Linked DNA regions of Homo sapiens: all the other regions are linked to region 1. Evidence: chromatin loops called from intact Hi-C (ENCODE). Cell type or tissue: HCT116. All regions are shown on one strand. Links, peaks and the distances in the headings refer to the core of each region. The heading gives the core; the rest is flanking DNA. Region 1 overlaps CLCA4-AS1 (CLCA4 antisense RNA 1). Region 2 overlaps ODF2L (outer dense fiber of sperm tails 2 like). Region 3 overlaps LOC124904210 (a long non-coding RNA gene). Region 4 overlaps CLCA1 (chloride channel accessory 1).

Region 1 (7,793 bases), core at 1,830-6,829:
AAAGTTCAATTTAAAGAAAAAATTGAACATCTATACATTTAAAATAAAGTCATTAAACTGAAAACTTAATGGACTAACTAACGGCATATTAGATACCAATGAAGGGAGATTAGTAAATGCAAGATAGTTCTGAGGAAATTATACAGAAAACAGTATGGAGAAATAGGGAATGAAAAATATAGATTAAGAAAAATGAGGATAGAATGAGAAACTTCAGTACACTAACTAACAAGATTTTCAGAAAGTAAGATAAGAAAGAAGAAAGAGAGAGAGAGACAAGTTTGATGTGACAATGACTGATAATTTCCCCAAACTGATGAAAGACTATCTCAAGTCAAAGAATCTTAAGCAGAATAAATAAAAAGAAGTACATCCTAGGCACATTGAAATTGTGAAAGCAGTGAATTGTAGTGCTGCAATGACAAAGATAAAATCTAGAAAGAAATCAGATATCAAAGATAGATTACCTACAAAGAAATAATTAGGTCAGCAATAGAGCAATAATAGATTTCTCAAGAATAATACTAAGAGCCAGAAGTTAAGGAAATAGTATCCTCATAGAGCTAAGGAAAAACAAATACACTTATAAATCTACAATTTGATGCCCACTAAACTATCAATTAAGAGTACCAAATTATGGCACTTTTCAGACTGAAAAAATTTACCTCTTACAGACTAACTGGCACTGAAAACTGAAATAGTTCAGCCAATATTCTACATCGCTTAAAGATATATATATATTTATTATATCTATATTCATGTATATTATATACTATTGATACATATATGATACATGTAATTAATACAAGTATAAAAACAAGCATGGGAATTATAAACATCTAATTCAAAATAATGATTATTTATGAGAGAAAAAGAAAGGAATTGACGCTTCCTTTGTATCTTTTAAGCTAGTATACATGGGCATTTATTATATTATTTTTAGACTGTTTTGTCTCCTTGAAATATATTTTAAAAAGGAGAGAGTTTTTAAAAAGTAATGATCTATAATATAAAATATTGCACAAGACAATAAGAACAGGAAATTCCACAGATTTGGACACTAAAAGGGCACTCCAGAGAACTATCTTCCCAGGTAAGGGAGAATGAAAACAGAACCTTTTCAACCTTCGTACATTTGCTCATATCATTTCTCCTTCTCTCCTGTTACAATAAAAGAGATGTTTTTCTGTCCATCAAAGAACAGTCCTTTCCCTGTATGTTCTGGATCCTATGTCTCCCACCTTCTTAAAACACATATGTTTATCCCTTTTCCCTTTTATATTTTCATGTTTTCCCTTTCTACAGAATTTTTACTGGCATTTCAGTCTCTCCTATTTTTTTTTTTTCTTTTTGAGACTGAGTCTCGCTCTGTCACCCAGGCTGGAGTGCAGTGGCGCGATCTTGGCTTACTGCAAGCTCTGCCTCCTGGATTCACGCTATTCTCCTGCCTCAGCCTCCTGAGTAGCTGGGACTACAGGTGCCCACCACCATGCCCAGCTAATTTTTTTGTATTTTTAGTAGAGACGGGGTTTCACCGTGTTAGCCAGGATGGTCTCGATCTCCTGACCTTGTGATCCTCCTGCCTCAGCCTCCCAAAGTGCTGGGATTACAAGGGTGAGCCACCGCGCCCAGCCAGTCTCTCTTATTTTTAAACTTCTCCTCCCCCAAATTGTCACAAACGCAAATATTGCTTCTACTTACTATCACAACCCTATTTCAGCCACTTTCTTGTTTATCTCCTTCCCGTACCAGTGAAACATCTTGAAAAAATTATCTCCAATTATTGTCTCAATATCTGGACCTCCCAATTACCCTTGAAACACTCCAATGTAGTTTCTGCTCCTATCCTACCACTCCATAGAAATTACTCTCTTTAAGATTACTGGTGATTACTATCTTGACCTCTTACCATCACTTGATATTCTGTACCACTTGTTTCTCAATCATCTTCATAATAAGCGCAATATTTGTTGAATGTTTGCCATATTCCAGGTGCTGTGTTAATGCGTTAAATTTGTATGCATTATTTCCTTCTTGAAACCTCTCTTTCTTTGGTTTCCATGACAACACTTCTCTGATTTTCCTCCTACCTCTCAATAGATAGTCTGGTTTCTTTGCTCATCCCCATCTTTCTGGCCTTTAATTGACAAAGTTCCTCAAGATACATTTCATAACTCTTCTCACTCTAAAACAGAAAATTTCTCCATTTATATGTATCTATTTATACGCAGATGACTTCCAATTTTCTTTTCATTTCATCTATTAACATTTCTCCGTGTAAATCTTTAAAAGATAAGAACTCTTTTGTTTGGTTAAACATAACCACAAAATCATTATCACACATAAAATTAACAACAGTTCCTTAATGTTAGAAAATATCCAGAGAGCACTTTTCCAATTGTCTAATAACTATCATAAAATTTTTTAGAAAATTTAAAATAAAGGTTCTCATCAAATTACTCTATTGATTTCAATCCTTTAGTGATGTCTCATTAGTCTTAGGATAAAGAACAAAATCTGTATCCTGGCCTGTAGGCCCTGTATGGTTTGTCCTGGCTTCTCTAGTCACCTAGATCAATGAATGGAATCTAAAGATTTCACATTGATTATTTTAAGTTGATATCAGGTGGATAATATTAAGTCAAAAGGTACTGAACCTTTGATTGTAAAATTTGCATCTTTTGGAGTTTGTTTTGACCAAAAGGAGGGAGTTGAGAAATACTGATGAGTTAAATGATGCAGGCCTGGCTCAACAAAGCTGGAGAATGGAAGGGTCTTGATAGACATAATCCTAAGACAGTCGATTCCAGTATGCTCCTCAGTAAACTTGCAGGTTTTGGGAATAATCAAATACAATTGAAATTGTCTTCTTTGTTACGCTTGGACAAACTTCACAAGGACAGACTGCCTAGGCTGACCTCTTTGCTGCCATCTAATCAGTTTACCAAGAAAAATGTGCAAACAAGACTCAGTCTTTCCAGACTGTAGTTTTTTTTCTCTCAGAAGTGAAGCATTTGCCCTTGTTGCTTGACAACAGTATAATGAGTGTTTCCCTATATGTGAAAAAAATTTTCATATAAATAACCAAATATCTCAGTTATTCTTTGATAATAAAAGCTTGGGCCAGGCATGGTGGCTCATGCCAGTACTTTGGGAGGCTGAGGCAGGTGGAGGCTGCTTGAATGCAAGAGTTTGAGACCAGCCTGGGCAACATGATGAAACCCCATATGTACAAGAAATACAAACTTAGCCGGGCCCAGGAGGTGGAGGTTGCAGTGAGCTGAGATTGCTCCACTGCACTGCAGCCTGGGTAACAGAGCAAGATGCTGTCTTGAAAAAAAAAAAAAAAGCTTAATCTTATCCTCAAAGATAATATTTCCCACTCTTACTCATCTTAATACTTCGATTGACTCAGTTGTTCAAGATAAAAATCTGGGACTATTTTCAATGCTCTCTGGTTCCTCATCCTTACCTCCCTCCCAGTATTCAATTCAATTCAATTCCCTCCCAATATTCAATATTCAGCAGATCTGAATCTACTGATAGCAACCATGATAGTCTGAGCCAAAACCATCTGTTGTTGGGACTATTGAAATACTCTCCTAAATGGTCCTAATTTTTCCCCCTACATTCATGTTCATCCTCTTCCATTTCGTTTCTGCATAGGAGCCAGGGTGTTTTAAAAAACCGTGTATCTCATTATCTCTCCTTGTTTAACTACAATTGGTCCTTCATATCCATGGGCTCTGAAAGCACAGATTCAACCAACCAGGGATAGAAAATATGTGGAAAAAAAGAATAATTAAAGACAAAAACATGACAGTAAAAACAATACAAATAAAAACCAACACAGTATAATAACTATATAGCACTTACATTGTATTAGGTATTATAAGTAATCTAGATATGATTTAAAGTATCATCTCTTTAAAGGAGGATATGCATAGGTATGGCGTATATAAATACTATGCCATTTTATATAAGGGGTTTGAGCATTCAAGGGGGAAGAGTGGCATCCTAGAACCAGTCCCCTGTGGATACTAAGGGATGACTGTACTTCAAATGATTTCTATTATACCTATCATAAAGTGATAAAATCATGAATCCCCAATATGGCCAACCCTTTCACCAGGCCCTGTTTAGCCTGCCACCTACCTTCCTCGACTCATCTGGTATAGCTGTCTCCCTTACTCACAACTGTAACCACACTGCCCTTATTTAAATTCCTTTAGATAACAAAACTTTTCCCACCTCAGCACCTTCACTCATGCTTTTCCTGCTGCCTTAAATCTCTCTTGCTGCTCATTATTTAGGAGTTGGCTCATCACTTTCTCAGAGAAGCCCTTCCTAAACTCCGTACTAAATTAGGGATTCCCTTGTAAGTCCTTCATGTCTCTAAACACAATTTATATTCATTTATATAATAATTTGTGTAATTTAATCCCTACTAATCTATAAGCTCAAAAAGGTCAGAAATCATATCTGCTTTTAAAAATGTTTTATATAATACAAGCCTAGCACATAGCAGGCACTAAATACTCTGAACAAATGAGTGAGATAAGGTATGTGGAAGCTTTTCGCACAGTACCTGACACATAGGCACTACTCAAATTTATTTTCCTTTTTTATTTTAAAGATTACATTAGATATTGGTCTTTTACTTAATAGAATGTTGTTAGTCTTTTTTTAAAGTATGTATTTTAAATCTTTTGAATGACTATGATAATTCCACTAGATGTCAGACTAACCTAAAAATTTGTTATAAAATTAAAGTACTGTGTATGATTCCAGTGTTCAGTTGACTGGTTAGATGATTCTCATGTTGTTAATTTGATGAAGAGAGGTAATGTTTTTGTAGATACCTTTGAAATTAAGATTATGGATGCTCCATGATTGTATATTGAGTACCCAGGATATAATCCTCTTGTGCTGTGGAAGGTTATAGATATTTTGGGTTTCTTACCAAAGACTTGCACTGTCCCAATAATAAAATACTTATAAAATATAATAAAAAATAATAACTGCTAATATTTATTGAACACCAACTATATATCAGACACTTTGATAAACACTTTATATGTTTTATCTCATTTAATCTCCATTAGTAAGTTATGATAGTAATTAAAAGTGTCTTCATTAATAAAAGTTTTGTGAGATAAATAGTATTATTAACCTCCTTTTGAAAACTAGGGTTTAAAAAAGTTAAATAGCTGTTCCTAAAGGCTCTAAAAGAGGTAGTATAACCTATCAAAATTATTTATAAAAACATTTTAAATAAAAGTAACTCCCTATTTTGAAAACATAAAGATTTTTTATTTTTTATTTTTTATTTATTTGTTTTTTAATTATACTTTAAGTTTTAGGGTACAAGTGCACAGTGTGCAGGTTTGTTACATATGTATATATGTGCCATGTTGGTGTGCTGCACCCATTAACTCATCATTTACATTAGGTATATCTCCTAATGCTATCCCTCCCCCCTCCTCCCACCCCACAACAGGCCCCAGTGTGTGATGTTCCCCTTCCTGTGTATTAAAACATAAAGATGTTTTAATAACAATAGTCTTGTCAACATTCACGGCACGTGGAACTTGGGATTTCATTTATGAGATAAATAAATGATGTTGGTTAGCGGAAGAGATTAGGATGGTAGTGGAAAGAGCATACAATTTGGAATTAGATCTTGGTTTGTATCTCAGCATCACCATTTACTAGCTTCAGTCTGAACTTGGGCAAGGTATTTCACATCTCTGAGGCTCAGGTCCCAGTTAATTGGGGTTATAATACAATGTCTACCTTGCTATGCTGAAGTAAAGATTAAATAGAAAAATATACAGAAAATGCTACTACAGTGATTGGCATGTGATAAGTTATAGTTCAATATATCTTGTTTTAAAAATTTTTGTTATAAATGTCTAAATCTAAGAGCAGAAGATATTAATTTTGTAAATACTATGGGTTACAAACCTCTCATATTTTGGTCATGGTAGATGAATATACAAAATAGCAATGTCAAATTCATACTTGAATGGCTTAAAATTTATCTATGGACAGTTTACAAAGACTAATTGTTTAATTCTCAAAATTAATGAGAACATTTCCATGGAAGAGTTAAGAATTAAGATAATATATCTTGCACTTAATCAACATTTTTAAAGTAGCATTGGTGCTTTGATATGATAGTAAAGGAGGTTGAGAGAGAAAACAGATTCATTCTTTTCCTTCCATGTTTATTACTTGTTATCATTTATTAATGCTAACATATTACTTCTGGCCTAGACTCCTTTAATAGCCTCCAAAATTATCTCTCCATTTCACTTTCCTTTACACAAGTTTTCAAGATGAATACTTCTAAAAATATAGCTCAAATCATATTACAATTTGCTCAAGCATCTGCCTACTAAGGAAAGTATATATACTACTCTTGTTAGAGCCATGTCATAGGCTAATTTCCTCATTTTTACTATACAGTATGCACCTGTAAGTATTCAGAACTGCATCGAGATATGTGGGCACAATAGCTAATGTCCCTGATTCAATTTATATTTTGAAAATATTTGTAAATTTATTTAATGGGGCTGGAGTGAAATATATTTTTCTTTTACATTTAAGACATTTAAAAAACCCAGAAAAATATAGATAATAGTGTAACAAAAACTTTCATTCTTCTCATATAGGAATAACAATTTTTAAAATCATAACTTAGTTTTTTTAAGGGCTAAAACATTATTGTTTAAGCTTAAGATCTAGGTAACTAAATCAACACTCTCAGTCTCATTCACCTTTCTGCCCTTCACTCAAAACCTCCCCTAGGAAGAGTTTAATGTATTTCCTGCCCAGTTTTAAAAATACTTTTACTTATTTATATTTACAGACAAATATAGTATATCTTATGCTGTAATTTATGTACATGATAGCATATTGTACCTATCATTTTGTAATTTTTTTACACAGTATTATATATTTCAAATCTGTTTAATATAGATTAGATGAAATTCCTTTTTTTTTTTTTTTTTTTTTTGAGACAGAGTTTTGCTCTTGTTGCCCAGGCTGGAGTGCAATGGCGCAATCTCGGCTCACCGCAACCTCCGCCTCCCGGGTTCAAGCGATTCTCTTGCCTCAGCCTCCAGAGTAGCTGGGATTACAGGCACGTGCCACCATGCCTGGCTAATTTTGTACTTTTAATAGAGACAGGGTTTCTCCATGTTGGTCAGGCTGGTCTCGAACTCCCGACCTCAGGTGATCCTCCCAAAAGTGCTAGGATTACAGGTGTGAGTCACTGCGCCCGGCCAGAATTCATTTCTTTTAGCTGTTTTATAGAAGTCCATCACATGAATATACCACATTTTATTTGTCAATTTCCTTATTGCTGGATGCTTAGATTGTTCCAGTCTTCACTCTTAAAAATATGCTATAGTGAGGGGAGGAGCCAAGATGGCCGAATAGGAACAGCTCCGGTCTACAGCTCCCAGCGTGAGCGACGCAGAAGACGGGTGATTTCTGCATTTCCATCTGAGGTACCGGGTTCATCTCACTAGGGAGTGCCAGACAGTGGGCGCAGGCCAGTGGGTGTGCGCACCGTGCGCGAGCCGAAGCAGGGCGAGGCATTGCCTCACCTGGGAAGCGCAAGGGGTCAGGGAGTTCCCTTTCCGAGTCAAAGAAAGGGGTGATGGACGCACCTGGAAAATCGGGTCACTCCCACCCGAATATTGCGCTTTTCAGACCGGTTTAAGAAACGGCGCACCATGAGACTATATCCCACACCTGGCTCAGAGGGTCCTACGCCCACGGAA
Region 2 (7,793 bases), core at 902-5,901, 310 kb after region 1:
TTTTCACATTCTAAAGCAGAAGTATGACTCTCAAAAATGAGTAAATAGTCTTCTATGATCTCATTTAAAATGGCTATATAGAATTCTGTTACTGATTTGCTGTAATTCTTTAAGAGATTTCTTATTGCTAGAATTTAGATTGTTGATAATTTTTGCCTATTTGTAAACAGCACTGTGTTGCATTCTATACTCTATACAAACTCTATACAAACTTCTTTTGTATAGAGGATTTTTGTGAGTTTAGTGTCATTGGCCTATACTTTCTGAAGCATTCTTTTGAGATTAATTTAGTAAATTAACTAATTTCATAAATTGCAGACCAAAAATAATTTGGAATACTAGGGCAAAAATCTTTTCAGTTGTTAACTCTTTTAAAAATCTGAATTAAAAGTCATATTAATTTATTGAGTAGTGCTTATTTCACTTCCTACTTTTTTATATAGAGAAATATAATTTGCGATCACTGATTTATAACATTCTTTTCTCAGACAGGAGACAATTTATCCAGCATGTTGCTAGAAAATCTAACTGATAATGAAAGTGAAAATACTGTAAGTCTTTCCACACTTACTTTGTGTCCATTCTTCCTGTCATTGTTATTTGCATGCTGCTTGGTTTTATAAAGTTAGCCAATATTATCCAAGTTGTGAAATTCCTAATTCTTATTTTATATTTGCTCAAGAATCTTAAGAAGAAGGTATTTGAAAAGGAGGCCCATATCCAAGAACTTTCTTGTTTGTTTCAGAGTGAAAAGGTAAGCAAAATTTGAGCTTTTGAGCTTAATTCATTATATTAATATTGACTCCCTTTTTTTTCCCATCCTGGCCCCAACTCCTCAGAAATAAACACAGAAAAGTGTTTTGAAATTCTAGATTATTTGGATATTTTACAGGTTTTACCTATCAAATATAACATCTTAATTTTATTAAGTTTTTTTAGGGTTTTTATGGTGTTTGTCAGGATACTTGGCATAAATCACTTCATATAGGAACTGTTTTAAATTTGTATTGTGTTTCAGTTGGGGAACAAATTAAGGAATTTTAGTGTTTGTAGGAGCATTTTAGGTATACCCATACCTTTATTTAGAAAGATAGATGGGAATTTTAAAAAAGAAAGCCATTAAATAAAAAATGTTGGGGGATAAAACTTAGCCCTGGTTGGGCATGAAATACATTTGTAATAGGGGCGGCAGTTTATGTAAAGTAGTGCTTTGCTTTTTATCAGCTGTTTAGATTGTGCCTAAATCAGGGTAAAATTAAAGATATTGGGCTGGGGATACAGCAAATAATATGGATTTTTTTGGTTTTCTCTTTCTCTTTGTTACAGGCAAATACTTTGAAAGCAAACCGTTTTTCCCAATCAGTAAAAGTAGTACATGAACGACTACAGATCCAAATTCATAAAAGGGAAGCCGAGAACGATAAGTTGAAAGAATATGTAAAGGTTATATATAAATATATATCCATTTTTATAGCTTAAGTGATAAAATTAATGAAAGGCCATAAAGCCTTCCTTAGTTCTAGAATTTGGTGGTTTTAAAATACACAGTTGTTGACATGGGAAATACATATTTAAGGTAAATCTTAATATTTGTGGCCTAACTAAAGGTTTGGGTACAAATTTCAACATAAAAATGCTGTCTCTGTTTAATACCAATCTAGGAAGGATTTATGGAATTGAATTACTTTAAAAATCATTTCCACTTTATAGTTAATTTATATTTACTGTGGAAAATTTATAGAAAATAAATTTAAATATACCAAAATCATTGTTAACATTTTGGTGTACATTATTTCAATCTTTTTTCTCCATCTATACATATATACATACATACTTTCACACGTTTAACAGTCAATACGATGTTTATTTTTTGTTACTAATCGTAATAATTTTAAAATCAGCCCAACTTTGATGTTCACAAAATTAAGTAATTCCCTTATTAAACAACTTTGTAGGAGTATAATTAAGGGGAATTTTTTGGTTTAATTATTCTTTTGGAGTCAAAGTCACTTTGAGATAAGAATTTGAGGTGGCATATCATACAATATAAGGTAACTCTTTTTTTTTTTCCGCCAAAGGCAAAGAAGCAATATTCCCACCTTGAGAGGTTACAGAGACTCAAACTCCATTGAGTGTTGAGGACTTCTGAGTTAGATTTCTGTTTGGTTTTGCACTCCTGAATTATAGCAGATGTCTGCAGCCTGTAGCATGTTTCAAAACCATACTCGAGTTTGGGTGTGTGTGTGTGTGTTCCTTTAAAGGGACATAATGCGGGTTTATGGGGGATAATAAATTTTGTATGCTAGGGCACTGCAGATGAACTGGACTTGGTATTGCAGTGGTCTGTCATAGTAAATACAGGAGAACACATGTGATTGAATACATCTGATGTATGATTGAACATATTAGATAATCATCTTTCCCAATTTATCTTAAAGCGTAGTGGTTATTTTTTATAACCATGATAATTTGGAGAAAGAACATAAGGCTAAAATCCTAAAATTTTGCTATGAAATTCAACTATAATTTGAATTCAAATTCTTTTACCAAAATGCTACTGTTAAGAAATGATTAAAAGAAACTGTCTGAGTCTATGAATTTTTCTACATTTTCTCTCACACACTTTTGGATTTAAGGCATTAAGTGATTAAGGGGTTCAGAATTTAGTTCTTTTTGAGTTAGGTTTGACAGTGGTTTTTTTTTGTTTCGTTTTTGTGTTGTTTTTTTTTTGAGTATGAATCCAATGAACTCAATTTGGCAACATCAATCTCAACTTTTTAGTGTTGAGTAATTTGTTGTATTGAGTCTTTTAAAAATTTACATTATAAACCTCTGGGAACATCCCACAGATGCCTTCCACCAATTTTTCTTTCTAGATCTTTGTTATGTAGCAATTAGAATTAGAACGTTTTCTTATTTTCAGAAGAGACTGAGAATGATTGTCTGTATAAAATGTGACATGTATACAGACATTGCTTTGGAGATAGAAAAAGAAGATAATCAGCTTTATGTGTTCATTCATTTGGCAAATGAGAGGTTATTTTTAAATTATAAAAATAATTTGTCATTTCAGTATACTCCTTGATAGTGTATAAGTGTGGGATTTGATAAATCTGGTGAGAAGATCGTGTCTGGAACTATGTTCAAAAAGAAAATTTAGTTTCTATGTTTAGAAGTTTTTTAACCTAAGAAAGCAACTATTCATGGTGTGATGATGACACCGTGTGGACTTTTAGAGGAATGACAACAGTGTTTCCTGTGGGATGTTCCTTTGTCTTATGTCGACTTACTGTACTGCTGTTTTTCCCCAGCTACTTATGTTTTATGGGATTTTGTTTTTTAAAAACAATTTAAGAATGTATTGCTCCTTCTCTTAGTTTACTTAGTCACTCTTCAAAAAAATCAAATCTAAATCTTAATATATACTTCTTAATCTCAATTTTAGTGGCAGTTAAGAAGCTTAGATTTTGATGATTGTAGAGTTAAGTTGAAAAGTCCTAGGTTTAGCTTGTACTGTGACTCCTTTGCAATTTTTAAAAATTAAAATGGCTTTCTAAGGAATGGGAGACTAAAACTTATTCTGTGATAATTTCACATTCATTTCAGTATTACACAGGTTTTGAAAATGTAAAAACATTAAAATCATAAGTCTTTAATAGATACTTAATACTCAAATACTTTAAGTACACAGTCTTAAAATAATTTGAAATAAAAGCATCTGAGTTACCACATTAAATCACATCCCTCATCTACCCAGCCTAATATTCCGTCTCTCATCATGTCACCAAGAGGTATGCCAAAGAGATAGTCATGCCAATTAGTTACAATCACATTCAATGATAGAAACATGTCCTCAATAATACTTATCTTATGACTCTTATAGTCATTAATTTATCTAAACCTGTGTTTGGTCTTGGAATAATGACTTCCATACATTTACTTTATTGGATAAAGCAGTATTTTATTATCTTTAATGTAACTCTAGTGTCAGGGCGTGCCCCCTAAATCTAGTAAATTAAAATTTGGTAAAAAAATCTGTTTATCTCGTCTATAGCCTTCTTAAAGATTATAATCATATCTTTAAGATTTTGTCTTTCAAAGTGAAGAGTCCTAATATATTTGGGGAGCTACCAATTCCTTTGAACATTGGTACATATTTGGATTGTTTCTAGCTCAATTATGTTTTTTTAAACTAGTTTTTAAAACTAGTATGATGTATAATATTCTAGATGTGAACTAAAAAAACTATCTGAGTTAATCACAGAAGTTTTAAGGAAGTTAGTGTTTGTACCATAATCACTATAGTATCTTTGATAATGGTAGCATTAGTTTGATATAGGATTATATGTTTTAAATTTGCATCCTTTAACAGGTTATAGAGAAGCATTGGTCCCCAATGTGTAGAGGATTATTGTATTAGGCCATTTTAACATTGTTATAAATGCCTGAGACTGCATAGTTTATAAAGAAAAGAAGTTTAATTGGCCCACAGTTCCACAGGCTGTATAGGAAGCATGATTCTGGCATCTGCTCAGCTTCTGGGGAGGCCTCAGGAAACTTACAATTATGGTGGAAGACAAGTGGGGAGTGAGGCATCTCACATGGTGGGAGCAAAAGGAAGAGAGAGCAAGTAGGGAGGTGCTGCACACTTTTAAACAACCTGATTTCGCAAGAACTCACTCACTATCAGGAGAACAGCACCAAGAGGATGCTGTAAACCATTCATAAGAAACAACCCCCATGATCCAACCACCTCCCACCAGGCCCCAGCTCCAACACTGGGGGTTACAGTTTGACATGAAATTTGGGTAGGGACACAGATCCAAACCTATATAGTTTGGCTGTGTCCCTACCCAAATCTCATCTTGAATTGTAATCTTCAGAATCCCCATCTGTCTAGGGAGAGACCTGGTGGGAGGTGATTGGATCATGGGGGTGGTTTCCCCCATCCTGTTCTCATGATAGTGAGTGAGATCTGATGGTTTTATAAGGGGCTTCCCCCCTTGGCTCTTCACTCTTTTCTCTCCTGCTGCCATGTGAAGAAGGTCCCTGCTTCCCTGTCACCTTCTGCCACGATTGAAGTTTCCTGAGGCCTCCCTAGCCATGTGGAACTGTGAGTCAATTAAAACTTGTCCCTTTGTAAATCACCCAGTCTCAGGTATTTCTTTATAGCAGCGTGAGAATGGACTAATACAGTTAATTGGTACTGCAGAGAGTGGGGTATTGCTATAAAGATACCCAAAAATGTGGAAATGACTTTGGAACTAAGTAATGGGCAGAGGTTAGAACAGTTTGGACAGCTCAGAAGAAGACAGGAAGATGTGGGAGAGCTTGGAACTTCCTAGAGGCTTGTTGAATGGTGTTGAGCAAAATGCTGATAGTGATATGGACAATGAAGTCCTGGCTGAGGTGGTCTCAGATAGAGATGAGGAACTTCTTGGGAACTGGAATAAAGGTGACTCTTGCTATGCTTTAGCAAAGAGACTGACGGTATTTTGCCACTGCCCTAGAGATCTGTGAACTTTGAACTTGAGAGAGATGATTTAGGGTATCTGGTAGAAGAAATTTCTAATCAGAAAAACATTCAAGATATGACCTGGTTGATTCTGAAAGCTTTCAGTTTTATGCATTCACAGAGAGAAGGTTTGAAATTGGAACATACATTTAAAAGGGAAACAGAGCATAAAAGTTTGGAAAATTTGCAGCCTGCCCATGCAATAGAAAAGAAACACCCATTTTCTGGGGAGAAATTCAAGTGGTCTGCATAAATTGGCATAAATAATGAGAAGCCGAATATTAATGGGGAAAATGTTTCTGGGGTATGTCAGAGGTCTTCATGGCAGTCCCTCCCATCACTGGCCCAGAGGCCTAGGAGGAAAAAGTGGTTTTGTGGGCTGGGCCCAGAGCCTTGCTGCTTTGTACAGTCTTGGGACTTGGTGCCCTGCATTCTAGTTGTGGCTAAAAGGGGCCAATGCATAGCTCAGGCCATTTCTTCAGAGGGTGGATGCCCCAAGCCTTGGCAACTTCCATGTGGTGTTGGGCCTGTGGGTGCACACAAGTCAAGAATTGAGGCTTGGGAACCTCTGCCTAGATTTCAGGGGATGTGTGGAAGTGCCTGGATGTCCAGGCAGAAGTTTGCTGCGGGGGTGGAGCCCTTATGGGGAACCTCTGCTGGGGCAGTGTGGAAGAGAAATATGGGGTTGGAGACCCCACATAGAGTCCCATTGGAGCACTGCCTAGTGGAGCTGTGAGAAGAGGGCCACAAGTCCTCCAGACCCCAGAATGGTAGATGCATTGACAGCTTGCACCATGTGCCTGGAAGAGCCACAGATACTCAGTGCCAGCCTGGGAAAGCAGCTAGGAAGGGGGCTGTACCCTGCAGGCCATAAGGCTGGAGCTGCCAAAGACCGTGGGAGCCCACTCCTTGCATCAGCATGACCTAGATGTGAAACATGGAGTCAAGGGAGATTATTTAGGAGATTTAAGATTTAATGACTGCCCTGCTGGATTTTGGACTTGCATGGGTCCTGTAGCCCCCTTTTTTTTGGCCAATTTATTTCATTTGGAATGGGAACATTTACCTAATACCTGTGCCCCCATTGTTTCTTGGAAGTAATTAACTTGCTTTTTATTTTACTGGCTCCTAGGCAGAAGGGACTTGCCTTGTCTCAGATGAAACTTTAGACTTGGGCTTTTGGGTTAATGCTGGAATGAAGTAAGACTTTGGAGGACTGTTGGAAAGGCATGATTGTGTTTTGAAATGTGAAGACATGAGATTTAGGAGGGGCAAGGGGCAGAATGCTATGGTTTGGCTCTGCCCCACCCAAATCTCATTTTGAATTGTAATCCTTATAATCTCCACATGTCTAGGGAGAGACCTGGTGGGAGGTGATTGGATCATGGGGGTGGTTTTCCCCATGCTGTTCTCATGATAATGAGTGAGTTCTCGTGAGACCTGATGGTTTTATAAGGGGCTCTTCCCCCTTTGCTCCTCACTCTTCTGTCTCCTGTCGCCATGTGAAGAAGGTCCTTTCTTCCTCTGCCTTCTACAATGATTGTAAGTTTCCTGAGATCTTCCCAGCCGTGTGGAACTGTGAGTCAATTAAACTTCTTTCCTTTATAAATTACTCAGTCTAGGGTATTTCTTTATGGCAGTGTGAGAATGGAGTAATACACAAACCATATCAGTTATGTACATATTTTTACAATGTTTACATAAACATTGGAGTTCTGAAATAATTTAATTGTTGCTAATTTTTTTTTTAGAGCTTAGAAACCAAGATAGCCAAGTGGAACCTGCAATCAAGAATGAATAAGAATGAGGCTATAGTGATGAAAGAAGCAAGTAGGCAAAAAACTGTAGCTTTAAAAAAGGCATCTAAAGTTTACAAACAAAGGCTTGACCATTTTACAGGAGCTATTGAAAAGCTTACTTCCCAAATTAGAGATCAGGTATGTAAATGCATTCTTTTTAAAATTAAAAGATCTATTATGTACGTAGTTTATATAATTAATATCATGATGCTTAATATAGTAATTTTATTCTTTTCTTAATGCTGTTAATACCAGAAAAAACTTACACTTTTTGCTTTAATCTTTTACTTTGAAATATTACATAAAATGTCAAATTTTCATATTGAAATATATCAGCATTTCCTTGGGAACTTTACTTAAAGGAAATATTAAGTGTGTCCCCCCCGCCTCCACACACAAAAAAAGGTTCTATTGGCCAACTAACTAAGGGTAATACTTCATACATATTTCCCCTTGGGACATTGTGGTCTATGTTAGCA
Region 3 (7,793 bases), core at 1,420-6,419, 170 kb after region 1:
CAAAGAAATAGACATTCAAACTTACTTTACTCTCCCATCATTTCTATAATAAATTTTATCTATTTTTTTTTAAACAAATTCACCCCAGAGACTAAATACTGGCACCTGGAAATACCTATTTCCATACCAGTGACTTATTTCCTCTTTGGGCCTCACACTAATTACGTTTTCTCCACATGATATTGAGACTCCGTCTCAAAAAAAAAAAAAAAAAAAAAAGGAAATAATTAAATAAATAAAAAATGAAATAAAGTTAGTAACAGGTTTCTTAAATTTACCAATCCTTTTTTCTAGCTTATTCCAGGTGAAGTCTAGAAAATGCTTTTTGACAGTAAAGAATTTGTTCTTTGGTTGAGTGGAGCAAAAAACATTTTCAAGAATCAACCATTCTTTTTATCTTCTCTGCATATCAGAGCTTTAAAAAATCAGATTATGTCTTTGCTATTAGTCAAAATGAAGGTTGATTACAACATATTTCCAAAGGATTAAAGGACAGTTCCAAAGAATATTGACTTTTTACACAGAATTGTTTATGTCACTTATTGTTGATGAATTAAATTAAAATACGATAGATATTTTTTCTATAGTAGCTTTTTTGTGGTTAATGGTTTAAATCATTTCAGGTGGTGATTTTTTTTTTTCTTTTCAAACAGAGAACGAGCTGGGTAAGGTGGCTTACACTTGTAGTCACAGCATTTTGGGAAGCTGAGGTGGGAGAATCACTTGAGGCCAGGAGTTTGAGACCAGCCTGGGGCAACATAGCAAGATCCCTGTCTCTGTTATTTAAAAAAAAAAAAGATAGAAAAGTGGTAAGAATTTAAAGCATCTAAAGCCACTTTTGGGATTCTGATTCAAAGTCTCACTAGGTTCTCAAACCATCTAGCCCACAGTGACAAAGATTAGCAAGATGTCAGTTCTCCTGATTTAAGAATCTATTCAGCAGTAAAACAGAACAACAAAACAAAAAACTCCAACTAACTAGACAACTATGTTATGTTAAATTAGCAAATTTGATTGACACACATTATCCAATGTTAAAACAGAAAAACAAAACAGACAAGCAAGCTAGGCCATTTAACTACATACTTTAAGTTAGTAAATTTGATGGACGCACAGTCATAAAAATTCCAAAGTCAATAGCTATGTTGAGAATAGTCCCTTGTAATAGTTCTTCCCTGAATCCATAGGAATTTCCCCTTATTTCCTGGTTAGTGGAAATATAGATAAGGAAGGCACACAGGACATTGAATTAAATACAAAATATTTCCTGCATATGGGACCTTGACTACACAATAAAAAATTAGATCTATAATGAAAGCATTTAAAATTCCTTTCTGAAAAGTAAAATGCAAGAAAAAAATGGCTAATGTTAGATGTTCATCAGATAAACTAAAATGTTCCTGAAGTTACTTGTACTATTACTCTAGAAATATTTACGGATTATCTTGTCTGGGTCAATTGCTTTAGTTCTACCTGCCTGCAAATAGAGCTCACTAACACAGTATGACCTTACTCAACTTGTTGAACCACTCTTTGCCTCAGCTTCCTGATTTGTAAATATGGATAATAATGTTATTGACCTAGGGTTTCTGTGAAGAAAAATGAGATAATATAGCAGAAGCTCTTAGAGTAGTGCTTGACACATGGAAAGTGCTTAGTAAATATTAGCAGTTCTTAGTATTATTACTAAGCTATGATAAGTATTTTGTTATTCTAATTTTGTTATTATTATTCTTGGTTTTAATAAGTATTCTGTTACTGCTATAAGGAAAGTAGTTTTCCACTTCTTTCTTCATCCAGCAAATAATGTCTTGTGAATAGCATTAATATAATTGCAATTGTGTTTCTGGAGTGAGCCTGCCAATGAATTAACCTGAAAATGCTTCTTGGCTATAGGGACTAAAGCTGTTGAACATCTGAGGCTTGTACAGTGTTGGCTCAGTTCATGCAACTAAGCTTCTTTCAAGAGGAAATATAATAAACTGATGAAAGAGATTGGCTTCCAGAGTCAGACTAACTGTGATTTACATACTGCTTAAGTCACTTACCAAGTGAGGTTGCAGGCAGATCATTTAGCTCTCAGTCTTAGTTGTCCATCTACACAGCCTTTTGATAAGACATTTCTTCCCCTTAGTGGACCCAGGGTGAGTTTCAAGGGCATGAGAGACCTGTGTAGTCACTTATGGCCCTGCACTCAAGGGGTCCTGTGCTTGGTTTAATCCTCTGCTTCAGTTGTCTTAAAATTCTTAATAATTTTATCTTTGAACTTGTGTTTTATAAGGGAAGCCTGATGGGACAATAGAGAACATGTGTAACTAGTGGAGATAGGTGTGATTATGTGTATCTGCCATTCCTTACTGTGCCATTTGCATACAGGTTCCTGATGGCTCATGCACAAAGAATTTGGGTAGGCCTAGAATGCTTGGAAAGTCAGTGAGACTCAAAATGCCAGATAAGCATGCCATTTCTAGGACTGAGTAAGCAGGTGCCCTGACATCTTGAGACCACACTTTTAGTTCAAACCAGAACTTTCTTTAAACACAGAAAGAAGGCAAAGACATTCTAAGAAACATAAAAGACCACGTGATTCTACCTATCCTTTTTTATTTGTGTTACTTCCCTGTATTTGCCAATTACTTGTGCTGAAAATGATGACATAGAAGGAAGGAGAAAGATGAGGCAGCCCATAGTTCCTTTTCCTTTCAGTCTTTTCTTATTCATCAGTCAGCTGAAGGTAGAGGGTGTTGGTAGAATGTGAACATATTAAGTGAAATAAAAACACTTGAGCCAGTTTTATGCAGTATTTTCATTGTTTTGACAAAACAAAGTAAGTATGCATGTACAAGCTACAAAATACAAATTGTGTATTCAATATACAAGTTAAAAGTTCTTACATTTGTGTTTAAAACTGGCAACACATAATGTAGATGCATTATGTGGTGAAATTCATGTGGTGAAATTCATATGAATACTTTAGAATTATAATTTTTCTTTACTTAGAACATTAAATGACAAAAAAGTAACAAACAAACAAACAAACAAAAAAACACCGTGACAAGCTGAGATGCACTATGGAAGAAAGAAAAAAGCTTTATATTTTAGTGACTTTAATTACACTTTTTTCCTGATGTTTGAATAAGGCCTTGGTCCTGCATTTTCATTTTGTACTGGGTCCCCAAAATTGTGTAATGTGTCCTGTCCTCTTCCGATGGAGTGTAGAGTCCACAGGACCAAGGGGTTGTGACACCCAGTGTGTGTCCTCCCACAGCCCCACATTTCTAGAACCTGCATAACATACCCAACATGAAATTCCCTGACAAATGACTCATCCTGCTTCCATGGTCTGTGTGTGCCACAACTGACTTGGAGTTCTTCCTAGGGAAGATTGTGACAAAGATATGTATACTTCCAGGTTGGAAAGATGGACAAAGGGTAGCTATTGATGTGGTGTATGGGCTGATGAGGCCACACCCATATGCATGAGGCCTGCTGGGGTTTGGACTGTGGAGTAGAGAAAGATAGGAAGATGGTGAATCATGGCCCATCTGTTCCTGAGGTGTCATGTCCCACCATCACACTAAGAGGTTTCCAAGAATTTTAAATTTGAACCTGGACTTCCAAATCCTTATGAAGGTATATTTGTCAAGACCGGAGATAACACATTGTAACAGCTTGTAGGCCTGATTTATAATGTTTACATATTTAGACACATGGTATCTGGATCTACATTTGTCCTCTTGCCTCAGGACACTCAAATATTAGTGGAGGACCTAGACGTGAAGATGTGAAGCACTTAGTGCCTGGCACTCAGTAAAACAAGACAAAACAAAACAAAAAACCCAGGAAACGGTAGCTGTTATCATTATCAGATAAAATAATTAATGATAATGATAATAATATCACACCATTTTCTTCTCTGTCAAGGCCCTGAGTTTTGCTCACCTCTCCCTCACCCTGCACTTTCCCCCCCGAGTTGGTGTGATGATGGTGGTAGTATTTTGCTTTCCAAACCTCAGATTAGTGTCTGAGGAGGGAGACTTTTCTCTACATGGACTGGTTGCCTTGATCCTTAAAGTGCTGCCTGGGGTCCCACTTCCATGCCCTACCAGTAGGAGTAGTGCATTCCTGTGCCTGCCTGAATCACACGTGAACTCAGTGTGCCCTCTGGAGTTTGATTTGTGCTGTCCATTGTACAGGTCATCACTAATTTTTAGTCTCCCCTCCCCCTTAAGAATTCTGAGCTTCTTTGAAATTTAGGAAAAGCTTTATCTCTAGAAACAGCTAAAATAGGTTAGGAAGAAGCATTTAACATGTTTTCCTTTTGCATGTGGGTTCAGGAACCGAGTTAAATAGATTTTTCTCAATTACAATAACTTTGCATTGCTTGGGCTTTTTAATTGAATGACTTTCTTGTCCTCTTTATTTAGTTCTTACCTGGGTTGTTAGATTTGACTGTCTATGTGAAATTTTACTGTAAGCCTCCTTGAACACTGCTTTGTTGATTTGTCTTCTCTTTCTTAGTTTAATGAATCACTCTAACAGATTTTTTTGGGAAAGATTTTGGCGTTTCTTTAAAAGTCTGAAACCATGTAGAATTACTTGGAGGCAATGAAAATCTATTGAGGCCATATGTCAGGTGTATTTTTAAAGTATAATTTAAAGATTATAGTGTTTATATTTTCTTTATTTTTGATATTGTTCTGGGCAATGATTTTTTTGGATTCGACTCCAAACCTCAGGCAACAAAACCAAAAATAGACAAATGGTATTACATCAAACAAAAAAGCTCCTGCACAGCAAAGGAAACAAATAACAGAGTGAACAGGCAACCTGTGAAACGGGAGGAAATATTTGCAAGGCCATACATCCAATAAAGAGGGAATATCTAAAATATATAAGGAACTCAAACAACTCAATAACAAGAAAACGACCTGATTAAAAAATAAGCAAACGGCCTAAACAGACATTTCTCAAAAGAGGATGTATTAGTCAGGGTTCTCTAGAGGGACAGAATTAATGGAATATATAAAGGGGATTTTTTAAAATGTTAACTCACATGATCACAAGGTCCCACAATAGGCCATCTGCAGTCTGAGTAGCAAGGAGAGCCAGTCTGATTTCCAAAACTGAAGAACTTTGAGTCTGATGTTCAAGGGCAGGAAGCATCCAGCACGGGAGAAAGATGTAGGCTGGGAGGCTAGGCCAGTCTTTCTTTTTACATTTTTCTGCCTGCTTATATTCTAGCTGCACTGGCAGCTGATTAGATTGTGCCCACCCAGATTTAGGGTGGGTCTGCCTTTCCCAGCCCACTGACTCAAATGTTAATCCCCTTTGGCAACACCCTCAAGGGCACACCCAGGATCAATACTTTGTATCCTTCAACTGAATCAAGTTGACTCTCAGTATTAGCCATCCCTTGTCAACTTGAAGCCATACACATCTCCTAAGATCACACATAATCTTCAAATAAAGACAATAATAAGGTCATAATTACGCTTAACATAATACAACTATCCTTCATACAACCAAAATGCACCAGTCCCCAACCCAAATACATAAAGTTAACGATACTTAAATGCTAATGTGAAGTCAATAAATCTTATGTCACATGATAAAGGAGAAAGGAAAAAAAATGAAGATATTTTCTTGGTACAAGTGTGTACATGTACAAACATGTTTTTAACAAAAGAAGGAGGAAATACTCATGACAATTACAGTCCTCGTTTCTACAGCTGGTCCTGTCGTGGTAGCTGATACCAATGACTACCTTGTTCTACTACCCATTTTGTATCCCATTTGCCTTCAGCAAGCACCTCAGGCGGCCATGTTTTTTCCCTGTTGGAGTGACCCAACCCTTCATTCCTGAAGGGCCTGGATCATTCGTAGTCCTGCCTGGATTGGGCTGTTGTAGTTTCCCATTACCTTAATCACAGGGCATGGTAATACTAAGAGACACCCTAATGGATCTCCTGTATTCCATTCATATTCTTCCTTACCTCCATTGTGGAGTAGTAGACTAATTTCATCTTGATAGTCCGGGTCAATCACCCCAGCCAACACTGTAATTCCATTCTTAGCCTGTTGACTTAAAGGGAGGAGAAGCCCAAAGTGTCCAGGTGGCAATCTTAACTTCCAGTATAATGGATCGTTGTGTCTCCTGGTGGCAGCATTCCTCCCTCTGGAACTAAGACCTCCAGGCAAGCAGAACATAATGTCATGGGACAAGGAAGCAAAAATTTTGCTAGTGAATCACTAGGGGTGATGGTGAGTGGTGCTACTTCTACTTCCACCCCTTGATTCCTGGACCCATGAATCCTGGCTATGGGAGAAACAGTACCATATACTGGACGCTGATTCAGAACGTCCATGGCCTTCTGGAGAACTGTGCCTCAGCCCTGCAAAATATTGTCACCTAGTTGGCTTTGTAATTGTGACTTCAAAAGGCCATTGCACCGTTCTATCAATCCAGCTGCTTCAGAATGTTGGGGAACATGGTAAGACCAGTGAATTTCATGAGCATGAGCCCACTGCCACACTTCTTTGGCCATAAAATGAGTGCCTTCATCAGAGGCAATGCTGTATGGAATCCATGATGGTAAATAAGGCATTCTGTGAGTCCACGGATGTAGTCTTGGCAAAAGCCGTTTGTGTAGGATAGGCAAACCCATATCCAGAGTAAGTGTCTATTCCGGATAGACACTTATTCTATCCAGTGAGGAAAAACCTCTGCTCTTTCCATGATAAAAGAGGTCCAATATAATCAATCTGCCACCAGGTAGCTGGCTGATCACCCCAAGGAATGGTGCCATATGGAGGGCTCAGTGTGGGTCTCTTCTGCTGACAAATTGGGCACTCAGCAGTGGCCATAGCCAGGTCAGCCTTGGTGAATGGAAGTCCATGTTGCTGAGCCCATGAGTAACCTCCATCCCTGCCACCATGGCCACTTTGTTCATGGATCCATTGGGCGATGACAGAGGTGGCTGGGGAAAGAGGCTGAGTGGTGTCCACAGAATGGGTCACCGGGTCCACTTGATTATTAAAATCCTCCTCTGCAGAGGTCACCCGTTGGTGAGCACTCACATGGGATACAAATACCTTCACAGTTTTTGACCACTCAGAGAGCTCCATCCACATGCCTCTTCCCCAAATTTCTTTGTCACCAATTTTCCAATCATGCTTCTTCCAAGTCCCTGACCATCCAGCCAAACCATTGGCTACAGCCCATGAATCAGTATATAATTGCACATCTGGCCATTTCTAATTTCATGCAAAGTGCACAGCCAGGTGCACTGCTGGAAGTTCTGCCTACTGGGAAGATTTCCCTTCATTGCTGTCTTTCAAGGATGTCCTAGAGAGGGGCTGTATTGCTACAGCTGTCCACTTTCGGGTGGTTTCTGTGTATCTTGCAGAACCATCTGTGAACCAGGCCCTAGTCTTCTCTTCCTCTGTAAGTTGACCATAGGGAACTCCCCATGAGGCCATTGGTGCAGGCTGAAGAAGAGAAGGCAGGGTGGCAGGAGCAGAGACCATGGGCATTTGAGCCACTTCCTCATGTAACTTACTTGTGCCTTCAGGACCTGCTTGAGCCAGATCACATTATATACCACTTCCATTTGATGATGGAATGCTGCTGTGCACACCCCACTTTATAACTAGATGGATCAGAAAGCACCCAGGTCATGATAGGCAGTTCAGGGAGCATGGTGACTTCATGACCCATAGTCAAATATTCAGTTTCCACCAAAGCCCAGTAACAGGCCAAGAGCTGTCTCTCAAAAGGAGAGTAGTTATCT
Region 4 (7,793 bases), core at 1,014-6,013, 210 kb after region 1:
GTGTTCTGAGCCCCTTTTGAAAAAATTGTACTAGGTCAAGACAGTTAGGAATCAAAGCCGAGTGCATCTCCTTAAAGGGCCATCAGGCAAGCAAGACCGGAAGCAGACATGGAGAGGGTGTTGTACCAACTTCTACTTAAAAAGATGGTGTTGTTTTTAAATGCAGGAATAAGTGTGCGTTTTTATCAAGTTTCTTTTGAGAATCTATTGGAACAATCATTTATTTTCTTCTTTTCTTCATATACTATATTCATTACTTACTATTACAACATTTTTGGATTTCTGGAAGACATTCTTACTTGGCTTTAATATGTTTGTTTTTCCCTTAATTTTGCCAGATGTAATTTACTATCCTTTTATTTGAAATCTTTGCCTCTATCTTTTTAGAGAGCCTGTAGCTACAGAATTTTTTCATTCCATTTGTCAGGTTTTAGTATCTGAGTTGTACTAACTCTTTAAAATAAATTAGGAAGTTCCCTATCACTTCTGTTTGCACTAAAGCAGTTTTTGTGCACTGAGACTGCTGGCTGCAAGAATTAGCCCATAAATTCATGGCAGCCAAGCGTTCTTTCCAAGTGTTGTACTTGATTTCTACTGACATCGCGCAAGGTTTAATTCAAACTGGGAGGAGTTTCTGTTTTGCTTTGATATTTGGATTGTTTTTCAGATAAGTTTCACAGTCCCTCCCAAGCCCATTCATACTGACAGAGTCCACACAGATACCATTCTGGGCCGGGCATGGTGGCTCACGCCACCATGATGTCAGAGGTAGTCCCAGCACTTTGGCAGGTCGAAGTGGGAGGATCTCTTGAGTCCAGGAGTTCAACACTAGCCTGGGCAACATAAGGACACCCTGCCTGTACGAAAACTTAAGATCAGCCTGGCAACATGGTGAGACTCCATCTCTACAGAAAATATAAAAATTAGTCTGATGTGGTAATGTGTGCCTGTAGTCCCGGCTACTCAGGGGGCTGAGGTGGGAGGATTGCTTGAGCCCGGGAGGCTGAGGCTGGAGTGAGCTGTGATTGCATCACTGCGCTCCAGCCTGGGTGACAGAGTAAGACCCTTTCTCAAAAAAAGAAGATATTATTATTCTGCCCTGAAGGCACCGAAGAGCCTCATTAGCTCTGCTTACGTCACTGATGCTGGTATGGGATGATGGAGACACTAAACACAGCAACTGTAGATTTTTTATAGTTGGTACAGTTAAAAAAAAAGAAAAAAGGAGGCAAATGACTTCTAGCTGCAGAGTGAATAATTCAATTAACTGAAGCACTTGTAAAGTAAACAAAATGGTAGTTTTGTGGAAATCTGAAAAAGAAGGCACTAAGAATGAATTTGAATTAGAAAATAAGCCAGGACACACATTTTTTAAAGTAATCAATTCAAGAAAAAAAGGTTGCAATTTAAAATAGTTTGGAACAAGTTAAATCAAAATATACATACCTTACTGCTTGTATTCTTCCATTGGATAAGTAGAATTTCTCATCATTATTGTACTCGTCAAATACTCCCCATCGTAGATGAGCCCACTCATGGACAAATGCCCTACCTGTGAGAAAGTATTTTAAAAAACTGATTACAATAAGAATGGCAAAATTACCTTCTCACACTGGAAGAAAGCAATGTTTGGAATATTTATGCTTTGCTGTGTTAATTTTTTAAATTAAAGACTTGATTTCTTTAGATCTAATATAACTGTACGTTTTCTTAAAATATAAATACTTATTTTGGCTTATCAAATGTTAATCAGGCACCTAGTAAGTGCCAAGCCGTTATTCAGACACAAACAGCTGCCCTATCCTCACATAGCTCCTGGTGTAGTGGAGGGCATGTGTGATTAGAAGCTAAAATGCCTGGTGGTACAGGTATGATGACAGAGGTCAGCAAAGGCGGCTATGGGAGCCCAGGCATTCCTACAGCAGCCAGGGCAGCATCCTCAACCAATTCTCCTCCCTCATGGCTCCTATCCCATCAGACCTCAAGGTCTGCTTACTCCATCTCTGTCTTTTTTATTCATTCTCACCTTTCCAGGCCCATTGCCACTTACTCCTGAATTGCTGCAATAGTCACCAGATTGGCCTCCATGTCTCCATCCTTCAGGGTAAGTCCAACTTCTCAACATGGTGTACAAGGTCCCTGATGCCTCAGGCCTGCTCTTCTCTGCAGCCTTATTTCTTGCTGTTCTCCACTCCCTTCCCAAACTCTAGAATTAGGATGAATTCCTGAACTCCTTTTTTTCCTAGGTCATATCATGCTCTTGTTCAACTCTGGTCTTTTTTTACCTATGTTTCCTTAGCTTGGAATACTTCCTTCCCATCTTTGTCTGGATAACTCTTATTCTTCTTTGAAAATCAAGCTTCTATGTGCCTAGAAGCCTGCCCTGAAATCCTCATCTTAGGCCCAGTACTCCGCGTTTGCATTTCACCATCTCCCATTAGGCACTTACAATGATAAACAGTCATTGCTACTTACTTGCCAGTCTCCCACAATAGAAAATTGTCTCCATGAGGACAGACAATATGACTTCTTCACTGTCATATCTGGGCACATAGTGTCTAGAACTTAGCAGGCATTCAGTGATATTTGTTAAACTTGAGTGAATGACTTATGTACAGCTCAGTTTTTCTGGAATGTAAATTCCAAGGAAGGCTGAATTTGGAGGGTTATGTGAGGTGGGGCATTCTGTGGAAACTCAGTATCCCACACTAAGGATTGGGACTTTATTCTGTAGGTATTGGTGGTCTCTTTAAAGATGATTGTGAGAGAGTTGGAGTGGAGTCACAATACAGAAAGGAAACACTATTAAGGAATGGTTTTATATATGATCATGATGGCTGGAGTGGGCTCAGGAGTGGGATGAGGCAGTCAGGTCAATCAATTCAACACTTATTTGTTGAGTCATACATTGAGAATGTTCTGTTCCTGTTATGGAGGTGAAATGTGTTGTAGAACAACAAAGAGGTACGCTTGACACATCCTTTTGACCAGGTCTTTAAGCGCTCTAGTGTGTTTGGGGATGGGGCTTGGATAGCGTTCTTTTGTTTGCTTGTTTTCTGTGCCTTATATGTTAAAAAAAATCAAGCTGGTTCTAGGGGATCCAAATCTTTTTTGAGGTAAAGAAATCTAATGCTAGTTATTTAGTAAAGAGTCACATTTGATTCTTGGAAAGTACATTTTATATATATGTCATTACTTGTTTAATATTTCCTCCAATAATTGTTATATGTACCTCATATACAAATGATAAAGTTTATTTATCATTGGAGTTTTTTCTTTAGTTACATGTTTTTGAGAGATGAATTGCAAAGGTATTCTGTCTGCTACTCAAAGTGTGATCCACAGACCGGTAGAATCAACATCTCCTGTGAGCTTGTTAAAAATGCAGATTCTTGAGTCCCATCCCACACCTAATGAATGAGAATCCCCCCCCTTTTTTTTTTTTTGATACGGAGTCTCGCTCTGTCGCCCAGGCTGGAGTGCAGTGGCGCGATCTTGGCTCACTACAACCTCCGCCTCCCGGGTTCACGCCATTCTCCTGCCTCAGCCTCCCAAATAGCTGGGACTACAGGCGTCCGCCACCACGCCCGGCTAATTTTTTGTATTTTTAGTAGAGACGGGGTTTCACTGTGTTAGCCAGGATGGTCTTGATCTCCTGACCTCGTGATCCGCCCGCCTCGGCCTCCTAAAGGAGAATCCACATTTTAACAAGATTCATATATAATTTGAATGCACGTCTGAGAGCACTGCACATATACGCCATCTGGTGGCTATTGTATGAATTGCAGGTAGAAGATTTAATTCCGTTGTCTCCTTACATATCCATAGAAACTTAATACAAATTAAATTCTTTTACAGTTATAGTATGATGCTATAATAATAATTTACGAGAATTCAAAATACCGTATTTATACATGTATCTAAAGTAAATTAAATTCATAGCTGAGAAATGCTGGAAATTCTAAGTGAAATGCATGTTCTATTTTAAGTGAAAAATGCTATGATGTTTTATCTCTAATTGTTTGGCTTATACATGCTTACTCACAAAGATAATGCTAGTGTTGATACACTTTGAACATAAAATAGTTAAATTGTATGAGAAGTATGGTAGAATATTTCATACCTTGTGGTCCATATTCAGCTAACTTTTTTCCTGCAATGAAATCAGGAGTGAGGTGGATCCTTTCACCCTTCTCTCCACAGTTGCCCATCTGCTCAGTGTAGGGTTCATCATTACCTGGAGGAGTAGACTCAGCAACCAGAACATCAGCCTGAAATTTAAGAAAAAGTTTCTATCATCACAAAGTTTCAGCAAATGAATTAACCATATTCGTACTGGAGTAAGTTTCAAACAATCACATTTGATTCTAGAATATTTTGATTTTAAAAAATCTTGGTTACAGGAGAAAGTGGAATTTTAAAGAAGAACTTGATATTCTCACATTTTTGTAGGTCTCAAGTTTTGGTCTCACATAGTCAGCCTTTGTCTTCCATGTTTCAGGAATCAAAATGGCAACATTTTTGAAATAAAATCGCTTTCCTGTAGCTTCAAGCAGATACAGAGATGCCTGGGTCACCATGTCCTGGGAAGAAAAAGAAAACATACGTAACAATTGACTGAAAATAAATTAAATTATCAGTCATTCAAATTCACATCTGGATTTCACATTTTCAAAAACTTGTTATTTGTTAAGATGGGAAGAAGAAATATAGAAATACCTTTTAATAATAATAGCTAAGCTTTGAGAGCATTTACCAAATATTCTGTGTCACCGAGTAATCAGTAACAATGCAGACTCTGGAGACAGACTCTAATCCTGGCTGCACCACTTTTTGTGGGACATTCGGCAATTTCTAATTCTGAGCCTCAGTTTTCCCATTAACAAAATGGAATATTATATTATAGTGACTGGCTGATAAGGTTGTGGTGAGGAACAAAGTGAAACATATGATGTGCTAGGAACAGTGTTTACTTCGCACAAGCAAGTATAAAATATTAGCTATGCGTTTCACTTGCTTCTTTGAGAATCCACAAATCTTTGAGGGTGAAACTGAGACTTAGTATAATTCTCAAGGTCTCACAGCAAGTAGTAATGAAGAGAAAAAGTGAATGTGATTTTAACACCTGCTGACTCCTGTAATAATTTTGGGATTATATACTAAGTCAAATTAAATGTAATACTAAATGTTGTGGTATTATTTATTTATTGATTCATTTTTCTTTTTTTTAAACTTTGCCAAGTGCTGATAGAAGTATTTATTTTTTGTGCAGTGTGGTACTAAGAGATATAAGAAAATAGCATAATTATATATTTTCAAATTACACCTAATTTTACTTCTCTAAAATGAAATAGCTGCAGCGTTAAATTATAAATGTGTCTGCAGATTCCCTGTGATATGTTATGACGAGAGAGTAGGGAGAGTGATAGAAGATACTGTTATAGAAAGGGGGCAGTGTATCTGTTAGGACTGAAAACCATTTGCTTCGAAAGTGAGCATAGACAGAGGAAAAAAGAGGCTGAAGACTGAGCCCAGGGAATGTGGGGGACCCCAGCATTCAGAGGTAGAAAGAGGAGGAGCCAATACAGGGGCCTCAGAAGGGCAGTCAGTGCCTGCAGAGGAAATGAGGAGCTGTGGGATGAGAGAGCTATAGGGAGGAGGGCGTGATCATCGGTGTCAAGCACTGCTGAGCCATCACTTCATATGAGGACTAAGAACTGATCACTGGACTTGGCAGCATGGTGAGCCCTAGTAGTGGAATAAATACAGCAGCTCCGTAAGAGTGGTTTCAAGAAAGTGGGAGGTGAGGCAGTGGAGACAGTAAATACAGACAACAACAGGTTCAGAAGTTTTTCTGTGAACTAAAGGGGAATGGAGAAATAGGCAGCAGCTGGAAGTGGACTTCAGGACAAGACAGTTTTGTTTGTTTTAATATTATATTATAAAATATTTCTATGCTAATGAAAAAAAAAACAAAAATGTAAAAGAAAAAGGGGTCATTGCAGGAGCAAAGTCCTTGCGGGAACAGACCAGAGTGACTAGACTCCATTGCCTAGTGGGGGTCGTGTTAGGAGCAGAAATGCTTCACCATTTTATGGGGAAGCAGCACTTGGGTGTTAGTGCACGGGTAAGTCCTGCTGTGCCTCTTCCTAAGGGGTAAACTTAAAGAACTTATTTTACTTCTCTGAGCCTCAATTTCTCCCTTTCAAATAGTGATAATAATGGTTGCCTCTATTTTTTTAAGTGTTCTTAATGATTTACATTTTCTCCTTCTAAAACTCCCAGATTTTTAACACTCACTAGGAGAGTTTAATATTATGTCACTTTAAAAAATAAAATTAAAAAATGAGCCAAGATCACCAAAAACTTGAAAAGTAGGTATAAAACTTCATATATTAGAGTATTGTTTTACCATTTGACTTGTGAAATGTGAATTTCCAATGTCTCCCAGGAAGAATAAGTACCATGAAATGCTCTTGTCTTCCACATTGTAATAGAAACAATAATAAGGGATCTTTGTTTTGGCATCTGTTTCAGATTTTCAGAAAATGACCTCATATCCTAATACATATTTAGACTCTTAGGCTGAGAGAAGGTTGGGGGTGACAGTTTATAGAATGGGCTAGAAATTCCTTCAGGACAGGGACAGTATATTGACCACTGGACTTCTAGTACCTGACATAATTTAGATGCTCTGTAAATATTTGTTGAATGAATAAACAAACAAATGGATAAATAAAGTGGGTTTAGTAAATGGCAAAGTGGTATAGAACTGCCAAGACAGGCACAGTGCCTGGGGTGCTGAGCATTGCAGAGACTCCAAAATAACCCTACTGTGTACCTTCTGACGTGCGTGTGTGCGTGTATGTCTGCGTGTGTGCATGGGCGTGTGTGTGTGCACACGAGCTTGTGCGTGTGGTGTGTGTGTATGTATATTTGACGGGGGAAGAGAGAGTTTCTCTCTGACTCTCCCTTCCTCATCTTGTGACGTGTACTCCCCCTGCTAATATTAGCAAGAATGCAGTGGATGGAAGTGGTGCAGAGCGATTAACTGCTCTTGTAGGTGGGGAAATCTGGGGACTGTCCTGCTGAAGCAAATATTTTAAAAGCTGAGTTAGGGGCTTCTGTCCCCACAGGGGCACCAGGGGAGAGTCTCTCATCAGCAAGAAGGTTGTTGGAGTAGAGGGAGGAATGGTTGGGAAAGGTGGCCAAGCCCTCAACGAGGTCCCTCAACTCTGCAGATCTGGAACATCAAATAGGAAGGAGTTAGGGACTTTGAGCATTCTATTCACTAAAGTGTTCTTGTTACAGAGAAGGAAATGATGGAAGCCAACTTATCTCACCCCCAACTTTAGGATCCATACTGGAAAGACAATTTAATAATTGTAGCGAGAAGTACGTATCTCGGGAGGAAAACCTCCAAGGACAATGAAGTAGAAGCACTTTGAAAGCTCTAGTCACTATATACTGTAGATACAAATTACCACGGTCACTGAAGATGAATACGGCATCTACATTCTCCTTCTGGCATATTGCTGAACCCCACTGTCTAGCCAGAGACTGAAACACACTGGTCACATGTTTGCTGATGCCACTTCCAAATTTAGAAACAATCAAAAACTCACTCAACATTTTAGATGATTGAGAGATTCAAGAGGTCTGAATCTCCCTTTTACCACAGACAGCCTGATCCTCTTTGGGTTAAGTAGGTAAGCTTTATGGTGAGTGACACCCTCCACTCTGTTCCCTATCCCTATCCCCTACTGCTGCAATTCTCTAACCACACACTGTAG

What was found. Peaks named below come from ENCODE experiments on the same cell type or tissue, not always from the same donor. Only the 100,000 strongest peaks of a DNase experiment are listed, where the experiment ranks them.
Region 2: a loop joins it to region 1, with 5 times the contacts of the local background. A loop is called at or near these places in 21 of 110 quality-filtered maps.
Region 3: a loop joins it to region 1, with 2.9 times the contacts of the local background. A loop is called at or near these places in 16 of 110 quality-filtered maps.
Region 4: a loop joins it to region 1, with 4 times the contacts of the local background. A loop is called at or near these places in 31 of 110 quality-filtered maps.

The regions. Positions count from the first base shown.
Region 1 is chr1:86,684,739-86,692,531 of GRCh38, reverse strand. All of the region lies in intron 4 of CLCA4-AS1 (CLCA4 antisense RNA 1), which reads left to right. Among named protein-coding and RNA genes, the nearest start is that of CLCA4-AS1, 16 kb to the left of the region's middle. RefSeq lists an enhancer at 7,659-7,793. In HCT116, for the core only: no CTCF peak of the experiment used is centred there; a DNase peak (open chromatin) is centred at 4,761.
Region 2 is chr1:86,375,892-86,383,684 of GRCh38, reverse strand. It overlaps ODF2L (outer dense fiber of sperm tails 2 like), which reads left to right. Exons shown (of 17, transcript NM_001366781.1): 5 at 489-551; 6 at 683-754; 7 at 1,327-1,443; 8 at 7,267-7,452. Among named protein-coding and RNA genes, the nearest start is that of ODF2L, 17 kb to the left of the region's middle. In HCT116, for the core only: a CTCF peak has its summit at 3,220; a DNase peak (open chromatin) is centred at 3,214.
Region 3 is chr1:86,512,141-86,519,933 of GRCh38, reverse strand. The region is part of intron 1 of LOC124904210 (a long non-coding RNA gene); the gene reads left to right. Among named protein-coding and RNA genes, the nearest start is that of CLCA4, 31 kb to the left of the region's middle. In HCT116, for the core only: CTCF peaks have their summits at 3,955 and 4,157 (motif pointing left); DNase peaks (open chromatin) are centred at 2,413 and 4,133.
Region 4 is chr1:86,470,207-86,477,999 of GRCh38, reverse strand. CLCA1 (chloride channel accessory 1) reads right to left here. Exons shown (of 14, transcript NM_001285.4): 2 at 4,443-4,583; 3 at 4,124-4,271; 4 at 1,447-1,552. It overlaps LOC124904210 (a long non-coding RNA gene), which reads left to right. Exons shown (of 3, transcript XR_007066206.1): 3 at 2,035-2,104. Among named protein-coding and RNA genes, the nearest start is that of CLCA1, 5.2 kb to the right of the region's middle. In HCT116, for the core only: a CTCF peak has its summit at 3,773 (motif pointing left); a DNase peak (open chromatin) is centred at 3,749.